Regions from separate parts of the Homo sapiens genome. Here regions 1 and 2 are each linked to region 3. The links are chromatin loops, found by intact Hi-C in ENCODE. Cell type or tissue: PC-3. All regions are shown on one strand.

The links. A loop is a pair of places that touch in the nucleus more often than their neighbours do. Peaks named below come from ENCODE experiments on the same cell type or tissue, not always from the same donor. Only the 100,000 strongest peaks of a DNase experiment are listed, where the experiment ranks them.
Region 1: a loop joins it to region 3, with 8 times the contacts of the local background. A loop is called at or near these places in 25 of 110 quality-filtered maps.
Region 2: a loop joins it to region 3, with 3 times the contacts of the local background. A loop is called at or near these places in 3 of 110 quality-filtered maps.

What each region holds. Positions count from the first base shown.
Region 1 is chr13:25,827,449-25,832,448 of GRCh38, forward strand. It overlaps ATP8A2 (ATPase phospholipid transporting 8A2), which reads left to right. Exons shown (of 37, transcript NM_016529.6): 28 at 670-744. Among named protein-coding and RNA genes, the nearest start is that of SHISA2, 220 kb to the right of the region's middle. In PC-3, a CTCF peak has its summit at 2,446; no DNase peak of the experiment used is centred here.
Region 2 is chr13:25,768,542-25,773,541 of GRCh38, forward strand. ATP8A2 (ATPase phospholipid transporting 8A2) reads left to right here. Exons shown (of 37, transcript NM_016529.6): 26 at 505-688. Among named protein-coding and RNA genes, the nearest start is that of SHISA2, 280 kb to the right of the region's middle. In PC-3, no CTCF peak of the experiment used is centred here; DNase peaks (open chromatin) are centred at 2,880 and 3,440; H3K4me3 peaks cover 760 bases; H3K27ac peaks cover 1,587 bases.
Region 3 is chr13:26,060,115-26,065,114 of GRCh38, forward strand. No RefSeq gene overlaps it. Among named protein-coding and RNA genes, the nearest start is that of LINC00415, 3.1 kb to the left of the region's middle. In PC-3, CTCF peaks have their summits at 2,134 and 2,927 (motif pointing left); DNase peaks (open chromatin) are centred at 2,057 and 2,927; H3K27ac peaks cover 1,341 bases.

The DNA of each region.
Region 1 (5,000 bases), 230 kb before region 3:
ATATCCTGGCACTTGGCTCTGTAGTTGTTTTTATATCAGTCTTGCCTAATCGGTTAGAATCATAGACTACTTGAAGGCATGAATAACAGCCCACATTTTATCTATTTATTTATACATCTCTCATTACTTCAAAAAATGATTTGAACATGTTTCTTTTATATGATTGTGTTTTGACCTTGGTCAAGGTGGTAGACATCTGATTAAGGAGGGTCAATAATTTATGAACTCAGAACACACAGAACAGAGGACTTTTTGTTGTTGTTTTTAATTTATGATTTATATCTCTTTGAAAGTCCGGCAAAGACACATCGTATTTCTCAAATCAACTTTAGAGAAAAACAAGAGTGTGAAGCTGAGACTCCTCCAGTCAATGAGAAAGTTTTGATACCAAACCTATTAAATGCAAATTAAATCTATTTTTCTATGAACATGTGCATATTATCTCTGAAAGTAGATGTATGCCTTAAATATAAATTTTCCTTACAATATGGATTTCTGTGATATCGGGAATCTATGTTTTATAAAGGAACAACTGCTGCAGTCCCTGTGGCTCATGATTCCTTAGCAGCTGTGTCCAGCTGGTGGTCCACATTCCCGCTACTTCTTCAGTGAATGGAAACATTTAGGTCAATATTGATATAAAACTTCATGAGCTTTCTTCTCTTTCAGCTTTGGTTCGCCTTTGTTAATGGATTTTCTGGGCAGATTTTATTTGAACGTTGGTGCATCGGCCTGTACAATGTGGTAAGCATTCTTCATCTCTATCTGATAGCATGCAGAACTTAGAACTTCAGTGACATTCCTTCACTGTTTATGTCTGGGAAGTGTATCTGAGTCAATCATCTGTATACTTAGCAGGCAGCACAAATACATCTTTGGGCCCTTTGTTGCTGTGAAACATCCTGCAGAAGCCCAAACTCTCCACACATGGTTTCAATCATAGCAGATCATTCCTGAATAACCCCTTGAAATTATTAACCCATATATCTTGATAATAGACCCTTGTTACCCCCTTACTACATGCCTGTGCAACACTTTCGTGTTTTTAGCTCAAGTACAAATTTCTGAACTACACCTAAACTCATTCCGCTTCATTATTTTTGTTCTGAATTCTTAAACATAGATACAAATGTACAGTGTGTGATCTGGTGTCCGTTCTGTCCTTCCTGAAAGGGTATCTGTCCTTGTGGAAGAACATTTTCTTCTGCAGTTAGAGCTAAAATAATGAATTCTGACTTCCAGCTACTGTGGAGGATGGTAATCAGCTCATCTGGTATTTTTTATGATTTTCAAGTTCCTTTTTTATTACTTTTTATAACTATGATGAATTCAGAAGCTAGAAATAAATATAAACTGTAGCTAAAATGGCTCAGTAGCTGCTTAGCTTTCTTGCTTTTTGTTTCACTGGCAGGAAGAACTAAGGGGCATGTAGAGCACTCTAGAGACCCTAGAATGGCCCATTTTTTGAGTTGTTCTCTCACTTGCCTTCAATCCTAACTCTGCTCCGTGGGAATTTACATTCTGAAGCAGCCATCATAAATAAATGTAGATGGAAGTTACCAGACATACAATAATAAAACCTATGGTGCTATAAATCCACTGGTGGCTAGATATTTAAGTCTTCCATGCTTTCACCCCCCTTTATTGAATAACCTCAGTGCTGGGTGCTGATGTAAAATGCTGAATGCAGTAGTTTGCCCTGGCCCTGTGTAGCTTGCAGGTTAAGAGGGTCAAATGTGTGGATTCAGACACCTCCAAGGAGGACTGGGTCCAGATCTTGAGTTGAAATTGTGTTGGTGAGTCAGTAACTGTGTTAACTTGCTGCAAAGTCACTAGCACATTTCCTCCTGATACTGATGCCCTAAAAGACAAAGATTAGGAGTGGTAAGAACAGGACAGAATTGATGTCCATTCCCTCCTGTGCTAAAAAAGCTACTCTGACTACCTACCCATGGATGGGGGCTCCAGGGCCTCCCCTTTGTGTACTAAGGGGAGATCACAGATTGCTAACTCTGTACCTCCTGAAACTATTTTAAGTAGGTTAAAGCTATGCAACCATTTCGGGGAAATATGCAGAATGCTCCACGATTATTCAGTGCTTGAAAGGGTCAGGTATCAATGGAGCTGACACTTCACACAAACACATGCCACATCCCTATTTTAGAAACAAAATGCTGAGACCTAGGAGAGATTTTGTTGTAGAGCCAAGGACAGGTGTGGTATATATATATATATATATATATATATATATATATATATATATATATATATATCACCTGCTTATAGTATGAGTGGATTTTAGCTTGATTTCTATGCTCAGGGCATGAGGGCTGGATTCTTTTCTTAGCTCCATGCAGTCTTGGCCAATTCAAATTAATCCAACAGATTTTATTGAGTGCCTACTACAGATAAGATGCTGACAGGCTAGAGGGCAGTGTTGGTCAAAATAAGGCCCACAGACCATTTGCAGGAGAATAACTAGGGTTTATTTGAAAAATGCAGATTCCTGAGCCCCACCCCAGATTAACAAAGAGAATCTCAGACATATTGCAGTTTTTGCAATTTTTTTTTTTTTTTTGAGACTGGGTCTTGTTCTGTCACCCAGGCTGGAGTGCAGTGGTGCCATCACTACTCACTGTATCCTTGACCTCCCTGGCTCAAGCAATCCTCCCACCTCAGCCTCCTTAGTAGCTGGGACCATGGGCAAATGCCACCACAGCCAGCTAATTAAAAAACATTTTTTTTGTGGAAATGGGGTCTCGCCATGTTGCCCAGATTGGTCTCAAACTCCTGGGCTCAAGCAGTCCTCCCTCCTAGGCCTCCCAAAGTGGTAGGATTATAGTCATGAGCCGCAAACTTTTCTAGTTATTGTTATGCATGACCCTAGGGTTGAGATTATATTTTATGCAGTTTTTCTGTCCCCTAAACTATACAGAGAGTACACTGTGATAGAAAAGTGTATTTCAAGGTGAAAGGGTCTAGGTTACCACTGAGTCCACAGTGCAGGCATTGAAGTGGGCTGCCAGTGAGTGCTGGCAGTTGGGATGGAATGGTCAAGGATCTGCCAGGTGAACTCCAATGTGCCACTGGGCTCTGGACTTGCTCATACTGGAGGGGCCAAACCTTCTGGGAACATGGAGATTTGCCCCCATGAAAATTGTTTTGGTGACATTTGTATAAAATAAATAGAAATATAGAGAAAAGTTACAAAAAAGGTACAAAGAACTACTATTTACCCTTCACCCAGATTGAACAGTAATTAGCATTTCCACCAATTGCATTCTCTTTCTCCATACTTGTACGCATGCACACATGCCTACACTCATGCACACACTAGTGAATGCATTTATTTCTGACCCAGTGGGGTATTACAAACATCATGTCGCTTTCCTGCTTAACACTTTAGTCAATAGTAGCAAGAGCTTCCTCTTATACAACCGAAGTATAATGATCAAATCTGAAACATTTAACATGGATTTAATACTATTATCTAATTCATCTTAATCCATATTCCAGTTTTGCTATTCTTGCTCCAATAATGCCCTATTTAGCAACTTTTCCAGTCCAGGATCATTCTAGAGACTGCCTGCAAGAGAACATTTGTGATGTGGAAGGCATTTGCTAGTGATCCTCCTCTTCTGGGCTGGGTTCTCCGCTGTCATTTTCTTCATGCAGTATTTCTCTCCTGCTTTTTCTTCTAAATGTACTCTTTGTTTGATTCCGCAAGTCAGCTAAAGTAGCAAGTCGTTGTTCCTCAAACTAATTTTCTTTTTTTTTTTTTTTTGAGATGGAGTCTAGCTCTGTTGCCCGGGCTGGAGTGCAGTGGTGCAATCTCAGCTCACTGCAAGTTCCACCTCCCGGGTTCACGCCATTCTCCTGCCTCAGCCTCCCAAGTAGCTGGGATTACAGTCGCCCGCCACCGCGCCCGGCTAATTTTTGTATTTTTAGTAGAGATGAGGTTTCACTGTGTTAGCCAGGATGGTCTCAATCTCCTGAACTCGTGTTCCACCCGCCTTGGCCTCCCAAAGTTCTGGGATTACAGGCATGAGCCACCACACTCAGCCTCTCAAACTAATTTTCATAACAAGTTAATAGCATTAAAACAGACTTGAGGCCGGGCGTGTTGGCTCACACCTATAATCCCGGCACTTTGGGAGGCTGAAGCAGGTGGATCACCTGAGGTCAAGAGTTCGAGACCAGCCTGGCCAACATGGTGAAACCTCATCCCTACTAAAAGTACAAACATTAGCTGGGCGTGACGGTGTGCACCTGTAATCCCAGCTACTTGGGAGGCTGAGACAGGAGAATTGCTTGAACCCGGGAGGCGGAGGTTGCAGTAAGCTGAGATCACACCACTGCACTCTAGCCTGGGCAACAGAGCAAGACTCTGTCTCAAAAACAACAATAACAACAAGAAACAGGCTTCTTCCTAAGTAATGAATGAATGCTGTCCCAGAAGATTTTCATTATATCCATAGTCAATTTCTTTATTTTTTTTTATTTTTTTTGAGACAGAGTTTCACTCCTGTTGCCCAGGCTGGAGTGCAATGGCGCAATCTTGGCTCACTGCAACCTCTGCCTCCCGGGTTCAAGCAATTCTCCTGCCTCAGCCTCCCGAGTAGCCAGGATTACAGGTGCGCACCACCACGCCTGGCAAATTTTCTGTATTTTTAATAGAGACGGGGTTTCACCATGGCCAGGCTGGTCTTGAACTCCTGACCTCAGGTGATCTGCCTGCCTCGGCCCCCCAGAGTGCTGGAATTACAGGCGTGAGCCACTGTGCCTGGCTCATTTTGTTTTGTGGGTAGAATGAGACTAAAAATACCACGAAGGACCAATGCTGCTAGGATCAAATGGATTTCAGCTAAATTTTATGTCTTTTATAATGCAGAGAACACTCTAGTATTATTTGACCACTTGCAGAAAATGAATCCTGTTGTCAAGCCAGCATCGTTTGAGGAAGAAAACTGTAGGCCAGTCTCACTTATAAACATAAATAC
Region 2 (5,000 bases), 290 kb before region 3:
TTACCCCAGCCTTCTTTCTGCACTTTATCATGCCCTGCCAATTTCCTTTCCCTTCTGTAAAAGCAGATTTTACAGAAAATTCCCTTGCCAGCCCTAGGTTGTATATGATGTACCATAAAGCAAAAGGAGGTCTGTGCTGGTTTTCTGATTTATTGGAAAGACATTTCCGAAGACCCCTGTAACTAGACTGACTTCCTTTATCATTCAGCAGGGCACACGTACCCCCGAGGAGTTTGTGCAGATGCCTCCCACTTAGCAGAGTGATTACAAATAGGCTGTGTTTTAAGTTAGTTTTCTGTTGTATATTTCATCTGAGAAGTTGGCAAATACTTGAAAGCCACAAGCTACTGTTTTCTGAAAGCTTCTTTGCACATGAGCATAAAATGGATGTATTGAATTTGGAGATCGTCCAGTAACTGTCCTTTTAATGCAGCGGAATGTAGATTACAGCTGTTTCCTCTGGAAAGACATGCATAGCTCTGATTTCCCTCTCTTTTCTCACAGAGTGTCTCCTCTGCAGAAGTCTGAGATAGTGGATGTGGTGAAGAAGCGGGTGAAGGCCATCACCCTCGCCATCGGAGACGGCGCCAACGATGTCGGGATGATCCAGACAGCCCACGTGGGTGTGGGAATCAGTGGGAATGAAGGCATGCAGGCCACCAACAACTCGGATTACGCCATCGCACAGGTCAGCAGCTTGGGCGTCCAGCTGCCCTGTCCTGTTGAGAGATGATAGCTGGGCATGAGGACCTGGCGTTTAACCTTCAGTGCATCTCCAAACCTCTGCCACCCCTCTTGAGGTTGCTGTCTAGATGAAACCCCGGGGATATTTGGAATTCTCTGTAGTTGTGATCTTGTGCAGTTTGGAGGCCCTGTCCTGCTGATTGGATTTCTCTGGCCAGCTATGGGGTTGGCCAAGCTGCTCTGTGATCCAGGCAAGGTGCTGCTCCTGGCAGATAGGTCTCTGATCTTGCTAATAATAACCTCTCACCTTCAGCTTCTGCATCTGCTGCATGGCTTTTTCTGCTGCATTGCCTGCTGAAGCACAGCTGTGCTCATGACAGCCTTTCTCTATAATCCTGTTCCAGTCTCACTCCTCCCAAAGGTGTTGGGACACCCCCTGGCTAGGTGCTTAAGGTCAGGGAGAAGCAGTGATTACAGCTGTCGCCTTCTCTGTAGTTATGAGAGGGGTGCTGTCCAGGACCACCCCTGTGAGGTGAATTGCCAAGAGCACGAGCTGGGTTTGGGCCATAATGACCCCATGGTCAGTAGCAATCAGCCTCCTGCAGTTAGGCCAAGTTCAGTCCAGCGGAGGCTGATCCGAGCCTCGCATGCCAGGGCTCCTGATGTGCTGTACTGCACTGGTGGCCTGAGGATGAAAGAAAGGTCCACTCCGTAATGATAGCCCAAAGGTGAAGGAAGATAGCCAATTTCCTAACCCGTAGGGTGCATATCTGAGACCACCTTTGCAAAATTATGACTGAGACAGTGGAAGAGATCTAACTTAACCGACTCCATCTTGCTTCTAACCTCCAAGCTGTCCTTGTTCATTTCTGGGCGTAAGCTGAACTAACTTTGAGAGAAACTCAGTTTATACTTTATAGTTTAAACAAAGATGGTAACAGCCCTTTCCCAAAGCAGACCTCCTTGCCTGGGGACTAGACTAACATTAGCCACAGGATTTGAAATATGGCTTAGGAGTCATGCAGCTGGAGGCTACGAGATTCTGACCTTCTTAAACTGCTCCTAAGATCAGTGCTTGAGATATTTTGCAGACCCTGCACTTGATGGATCAGCTGGCACCACTCAGATCAATAAACTGGCTCATCTAATCTTGTGGCTCCCCACCACCCAGGAACTGACTGAGCTCAAGAAGACAGCTTTGACTCCCTATGATTTCTTCCCTGACTGATCAGCATTCCCGGCTCACTGGCTACCCCCACCCACCAAGTTATCCTTAAAAACTCTGCTCCCCGAATGCTTGGGGAGACTGATTTGAGTAATAATAAAACTCCAGTCTCCCTCACAGCCGGCTCTGCATGAATTACTCTTTCTCTACTGCAGTTCTTCTGTCTTGATGAATCGGCTCTGTCTAGGCAGTGGGCAAGGTGAATCCCTTGGGCGGTTACATATCTAGATGATTTGGCCTGCTGGATCACCCAGAAAACCTAGACATCACAGCGAATGCAGGGCCTGTCCCTCTGTCTCCAGATTGCGATACATCATGAATAGATGCCTGCTCATCGGCTGGGTAGCAGGAATTCCCTTGTGTTTCTACGGTGTTGAGGTGTTTGAAGAATGTGTTCACCTTAATCACATGAACACAAGGAAAAATGGCTACACACCCCTTCAACCTGAAATCAGGTGCTGCATATAAAATGTGAAGGAGCTTCCTATAGCCCCAGGGCTTCAGGCCAGTCCTTTGCAGTTCTGGGGCTCCACCTCTCCAAAGCGGGGGCTCTGTGTTAGATCACCTCTCAGGTTTCTTCTCAGCTCACAGTTCTGCAGATGCAGGGAGAAATTACAAAATCCTCCTGGCTCTGAAAAGTGCATGCAATCAATCTTCTTCCTTTGCTGATTTCAAATAAATCCTCAAGATAATTTCTGAAGTAGGTAAGAGAAGGAATCTTGACTTTATAGGTGGGAAAACCGGGGTTCCTTCGTATCAGGTGACTTACATCAGGTCCAAGCAAGCAAGCATCTTGGGGTCAGAAAACAACGGACCTGAGTGTGAACTTGGGGGCCGGCCCCACGCACACCTGCCTGTTTACTTTCCTGAGTCAAATGCTTTGAGGCCTGTGGGACTCGCACTTCCTGTAGTCTGTCAGCAACTATAGATGTTATACACCCCAGCATTATTAAATACTTGAGTTATAACATCATATGGCTGGAAGGGATCTTAAGAGGTTTCCTAGGAGTTCCAGGCAAATATTTGTCTGTCTTTTTCTTTAAAATGTCTAGGGAAGGGAGATCCCATGACCTGCTTTACTGGAACTGCATAGGAATAGGATGTGTTATCCAGAGCAATTGCTCTCTTCAAATTAAAAGTGTCAAAGAAGGGTGGAGCAGGGAGCGAGGCTTTAAAACGCCATTGGGGGTTTTCTTGCCCCTCCAGCATCATAGTCACTTCTGCCAAAGGAACTGATGCAGCCCACATGTTTCTGTGCACCCTCATTTCTCCTGTCCATGGTCCTATTGCCGATTAGGTGGGGATGCTGTTACTTCAGGGCAGGTTCCTGCTAACCTCATAACCTTTGCACCAACCAACATGCTGCCTCTACCTTAGTCACCATGCCAGAAAAGCCACAGCTTGATGAATTTCTTTGCCTCTCTTGAAATGGTAAACATCTCTGGTTGTTTATCGCCTTGGGCTTTATCTGTTCATTTTAATGTGGATGCATTTTTTTTATTACGCTTCGGAGGAAGTACCCTCAGGGTTATTATACTCAGAAAGAAAAAAATGTTAGCTCAAAGACTTACCTTGGGAAAGTTACGAAGTGGGCAAAGCTCTGGTTCTATTTCTTCCCTGCCTACCTTGTGCTTTTATGCACATGGGCAGCCCAAGACCGAGCGCCGTCCTTTTTCAGCTGCCTTGTCCTGAGCAACCTTGCTGCCGTCGCTGAGTCATGGTGCTCCCCTAGCCCTTGGCTTTCCATTCTCCTCGGGAGAATCATTCCTGCCCCCTGCCCTCCTAATGTTTTCAGAACGACCTCATGATGACAGCATTTTGATTTAGAATATACATTTTTTTTTCCTGAAAACAAATCACTGTAGTGCTCAAGTTGAGGCATTCAGGATGACTCAAGCAGATGTTTTCTGTGCCCATTGAAGTTTAACATCAGGGGGTCCCGGTCAAATACAAACTTCCTTTTTATTTGTTTAGCTAGTTATTTTATGATTTCCCATTCCCCTTTGGAATCCTTAATGAGCCTTTATGGGGAGTTTTATTTTTCCATGTGCACCTACTTCTGCCACTTCGAAGCGATGATTTAGATTCCGAATGCGTGGTGAGCCCCGCGCCTTCCCCTCACCTCCTGGAAGAACATGCTGAGCTGGGACTCCACCTAGGATGGAGTCCTTTCTTTAGTGCTAATGGAGATTATTATGCAGTTTCCTCCTGAAAATTTTTTGTTTAAGTATTGTATTTTCAGTCTGGTCATTTCTTTTCTATTGAGAGTTACATTTAATTAATTAATTTATTTATTTATTTATTTATTTATTATTTTTTTTATTCAGAGTTTCACTCATGTTGCCCAGGCTGGAGTGCAGTGGCTGGATCTCGGCTCACTGCAGCCTCCGCCTCCGCCTCCTGGGTTCAAGTGATTGTCCTGCCTCAGCCTCCTGAGTAGCTGGGATTACAGGCACCCAACACCACGTCTGACTACTTTTTGGATTTTTAGCAGAGACGGCGTTTCACCACGTTGGCCAGACTGGTCTTGAACTCCTGGCCTTAGGTGATCTGCCCGCCTTGGCCTCCCAAAGTGCTGGGATTACAGGTGTGAGCCACTGTGCCCAGCTGAGAGTTACGTTTAATTTCCAAAGTCATCTGAAATTAATAAGAAGTATATAACTGCAAAAGAATTTCTAATGTCCTGGGCATTCTCAATACAGCCTGCTTGTCTCTCCTAGTAGTGTAATAGGTTTCAAGCTTGTGGACTTACTGACACTCTGACTTAGAACAGGAGGCATTAAGGTTTTCATGCAAGGGAACTAAGAGGGAACTCAAATCCAGTGTAAGGCATATCAAATGTGTAGAAACGTGATGTAAACAGGGTTGCAGCTAACGGCACATTTATGCCAGAGCAGGACACCACGCACCAGACCAGAGAAACTCGTTTCCCTCCCTCCAGCGCAAGGTTTACACTTTTTGGGACCTTTATGAAACGGCACACAGAAGGCAAAGCCAGGCTAAGGGGTGGCTGAGGAGATACGATCTGAGTGGTGTCCAGAGACCCCCTCCCCCAGTGAGGATTCCTGAATGTTACTGGATTATCTATGGC
Region 3 (5,000 bases):
AATGTTATCCAAGTATTTTAACACAAAGCCTTTTCCAGTTTTTGTTTTCAATGAACTGTTTTCTAATGTTACACAAATAAGATGCAATGTCTTATCAGAAAAAAATCCACAAAGCACTGGCATTCTTAATTTCTATTACTAATTTCCTTTTTGGTGCACAGCGGTTTGGTTTTATTAGGTGTACATATTTTTAGTTACTTTATTCCTGGAAGTGGAACAATTTATTTTGGAGACATGAGGCCCAGAAGAAAATATTAGAAAAATGCAAAGCAGAAAGTATAGAAAAGTTTAAGATGATTATTATTATGCACAAAGAAAGTAAAGGGGGAAGTTGCTCCAGAACTATCTTCAACAACTTGAAGGAATATTTTAGGAGGGCCCTGGGTACAGAGAAGACAGACGAGAGGAAGCGGAGTTGAATTACAGAAAAGTGATATTTAAAGAACACTCTCCAACCAGCATAGATGCAGAAGCAGTCATGCAGATGACTCGAGAGGTCAGGAGATCTCCCAAACCCTCTGTTTCTTAAAGACTCGTGAAATCACCTTTAGCTTTAGAAGGAGAGGGGGAGACTTAGGATATTACTATGCCAGTGGAGAGGGCCAGCACTGGTTAAAATCCTGGAGACTTCTTACTAGGATTTCTTTCTACCTTACTATACAGTGAAACATTTTTAGGCTTGTCATAAAGAAAACAGCAAACATGGTTGATATTTCTTCTTTTGACATGGGTCAAGCTTCCTGACTTCCTCAAACCAATAAAAAGATGATGATGATGATGATGATGATTTGAGACAGGGTCTGGCTCTGTCACCCAGGCTGGAGTGCAGTGGTGAGGTCTCGGCTCACTGCAACCTCTGCCTCCCAGATTCAAGCAATTCTGCCTCAGCCCTCTGAGTAGCTGGGATTACAGGCATGTGCCACCACACCTGGCTAATTTTTGTATTTTTAGTAGAGACGGGGTTTCACCGTGTTGGCCAGGTTAGTCTCAAGCTCCTGACCTCAGGTGATCCACTTGCCTCCGCCTCCCAAAGTGCTGGGATTACAGGCGTTAAGCCACCACATCCAGCCTAAAAAGATTTTTAAACAAGACAAAATTGTTACTGCTATTAAATGTATCTGGTAACTGATTCCAATAGTATTTCAATTAATGCTTTGGAACAATAAGCATTTTTAGTGCTTTTGAGAGTGTGAAGAAAGGGAGAGTGAAGAGTGACTTGCCGCAGGGCTGCTGCCTGGAGACCCAGTGATCTGTGGGAGTAACACAGTTCCGACTTCTGCACTCTGGAAAGCAGGAGTCAGTTTCAGATGTAGGCAATTTACATTTATAGACCAGGTCAAGCAAATTGGACAGTTTAAGTGAGCACTGAATGAATGGGAACATAAATATGTTGGGGCCTATAAATGGTCATATTTATGGAGTGCAGTAAAATCCGTATCTCTCCCCACTTGGAGAAATCTCGCCAACTGGATTGAAAGCAGTGGTCACGATACTGAGTGCTGAAACCACAGGAGAGGCAAACTCTGCTCTTGATATTGAACTTCCAACGTCTGTTGTACTATTTCAGATGCACTTGAATATTCACTATCCCATGGTAGAGAATGGGTAATAGGTGCTAAGAAATGTCAAAAACAACAAAACACAAATAAACAAAGAAACAAAACGCCCCAAACCAAAAAGCAAACCACTTCCTTTTGAACTCATTCATAAATCTCCAAAATCTATACCAGACTGCCAAACTCAGCCTAATTTTTGAGAAAATATACTCCATATGTCATTTGATAGGAAGAGAAAGATTAAGCCAACTCCAAGTAATAAAAAATGGGTAACCAGTCCCACGGCACAGCACTCACTGCTGTTTTATTCATTACGGTGGGTCCTGTTTGGTAGTCTTAGAAGCGAAACTGAAGATTGGAGCTTGGTTTACTTTACAATCCAAGTGTTGGAATACATTTAGCCTTCCAATTACAGGAAGCACAGTCCTCCAGTTGTTGAACTCTAGTGTGAGCTAGCATTGTGGTGTCTGAGTCATGAGTAGGGAGCAAGCTCACTAAGCCAGAAGTCTTTCTAAAAGATGACTAGAGAAATCCAAGAGCAGATCGTCTCCGCCTGTTTGTGTGTCATGGTAAGAAAACACTACCTCCCTACGGAAATATTCTGACATTGTTGCTTTGTCTCCAACTCACTGGAGATTCCAAGATTCCAAGAATAAAGAAAAGTTGGGATTCTGATCATTGATGTGTATCAAATTTTCACACTCCCTTAATTAATTTCGCCATGAGCTATTGATCTCAGCAAACTTCAACACTGATTGTTTTCCCACCACTAAGAAGTAGGTTAAGGGCAGTTTAAGTGCTCTAGTTTTTACTGAGTGATAAAATCATGCTATGCCTAATTGACTAAAATGAATTAGAAACTCTGTTTTTTGTTTTTTTTTTTACTTTTTATATGCAAGTAATTTCAAAATAGAGAAAAAAGTTGCGAAAATTAAGAATAGTACGAAAGAACCACTGATTGTTAAGATTCTGGGTGATCCATTTTATGTCCACATGGTGACTCGCAAAATTGAATTAACCCTGCTCCTTCTGATTTGGGGCTATCTGTCATATAGACTTGTAGACAAAAGCACCATCATTACTAGTTTTACATTGTTTGGTATGACAGAACCCAAACCATTCTCTTGCACTGGTCATTGATTTTTCCCTGTTTTCAACAAATTATTAAATCTAAATCCTATGCTTAGTGAAATACTATTTGGGCAGCCCACTGCTAGCAGCTTGGCTGACTTCACACATATTATGAGGCTGAACTTTGGGCCTAAGTGCTAAACTGAATACAATTTTAGGTCTTTCCATTCAGAGAAAAATACATGAACACCATAACGGGCCTAAGATTTCCTGGCTTTGGCTCTTGCACTCCATCTTCTGGCCAAAAGTTGGTCTTGAGAGGTTTAAACTGAATACACCCATTGTTACAATCAGTTACATAACATAGAGCCGTTGGAGCATTAGATTGATTTCAGCAAAAGAAATGCATGAATGTTATACCCATGAAAATGTACTACCTCCATAGAAAAAAGCAATTTACAGGATCAGAAGGAAGATGACTACAAAGCGAAAATGACATCCTGTGCTTTCCTGGAATGCCGATCTGTGATGCCCACATCAGGAGTATGCAGGCCAAGGTTTTATGGCCAGGTGACACAGGCAGAGAAGAAAGAGGTGGGGGGAACACTGGGGGGCAGGTGGGGGTGGGGTTAGGCACAGGGAGCCATGGTCTGATTATTGCGATTTTACTTTACATTTTAGGTAACTTTTCTCCAAGTCACCAGCTCTGAGATCTACGCATCTTGAAGACAAGAACTGAGTTCAGTTCATCTTCGTATCATCCACAGACCACACAGTTTCTTGTTGAATGAGTGAATTAAGAATGAGCCACTAATGTATTCACTTTTTAAAAAAAAATGTGCAGCCATGCTATTTAAACTAATCTGACACACAAATATTAAATTTAGAAATGTATCTAGAAATATGTCTATGTAGTCACATTTTTCTATTTGCTCCTGAGATGGAACCTATTTGTGGAAACAAATGATCTATTTAGATTTCTAATTATTCTAGACCTGGAGGGGGCTATAATGAGTACATGGTTTAAATCCAAAATTAACAGTTATCTTTTTAGTTTTTAAAAATCATCATAAACAATTCTACAGATCCTATCTATAGATTCCATATACTTTGGCCTCTTCTGGGTTTAACAATATTTGCAACATACTCTTAAAAGAGGTGAAATAATTGTCATGATGCCATGGTAGTGACTGTCTCAACAGTGAGAAACATGAAGGTTTTGGATAACTGAAGCAACAACGCATGGAGACAGGTTTCTACACAACATCAAGTTTAAATCTCCCAGGGACTAGGATCCTTTTTGCATAGATATTCCCTGTCCTTAACCTCATCTATACTTTGACTCAAGAAGCTTTGCTGATAAGTTTCACTGAGGGTTAAAATACAATGCAGGGCCAGGCATGGGGCTCACACCTGTAATCCCAGTGCTTTGGGAGGTGGGCTCTTGATCTCAGGAGTTTGAGGCCAGCCTGGACAACATGGTGAAACCCCATCTCTACTAAAAATACAAAAATTAGCTGGGTATGGTGGCTTATGCCTGTAATCCTAGCTACTTGGGAGGCTGAGGCAGGAGAGTCACTTGAACCTGGGAGGCAGAGGTTGCTGTGAGTGGAGATCGTGCCACTGGACTCCAGCCTGGGCAACAGAGCGAGACTCCATCTCAAAAAAAGAAAAAAAAAATACAGTGCAGTGTTATAACTAATTCTGACCAAAGGGAAAAATAGTGAAAAAGAAGACCTGCCATTTATCAAAGACCTACTGTGCGCCCAATATTCTCTACATACATCGCTCATTTCATCTTCTAAGCACCATTTGGGGTCATAGAGACACCCAGAGCTCAGCTTTGGCCTCGTGTTCAGCTGAAATCCTGCTGTCTGCCTTTGCTTCCTCTCTGGAAACCTGCTTTATGTCACCCCTGAACTTGCATCAGATCAATGGTCATCTACTTGCATAGGTTACCAGTGTATCTAATCATTATAAGAACATCACTGATACAAAGATGGTGTGACATTTTAATTTGTTGTTAATATTATAATACAGTTTTCACTTTTAAATATAGATAAACATTCAACATGAAACTTGGAGTGAAAAACCTCCTGTAAGTGTTTAGAGATTGGAATTCTATCAGTCAGTCAAAGTATGAATTCATACTTCTTCTTCTTCTCATTATTATTATTATTATTATTATTATTATTATTATTATTATTTTGAGACAGAGTCTCACCCTGTCGCCCAGGCTGGAGTGCGTTGGTGTGATCTCAGCTCACTGCAGCCTCCACCTCCCAGGTTCAAGCCATTGTCCTGCCTCAGCCTCCCGAGGAGCTGGAATTACAGGTGCCCACCACCATACCAGGCTAATTTTTTGTATTTTTA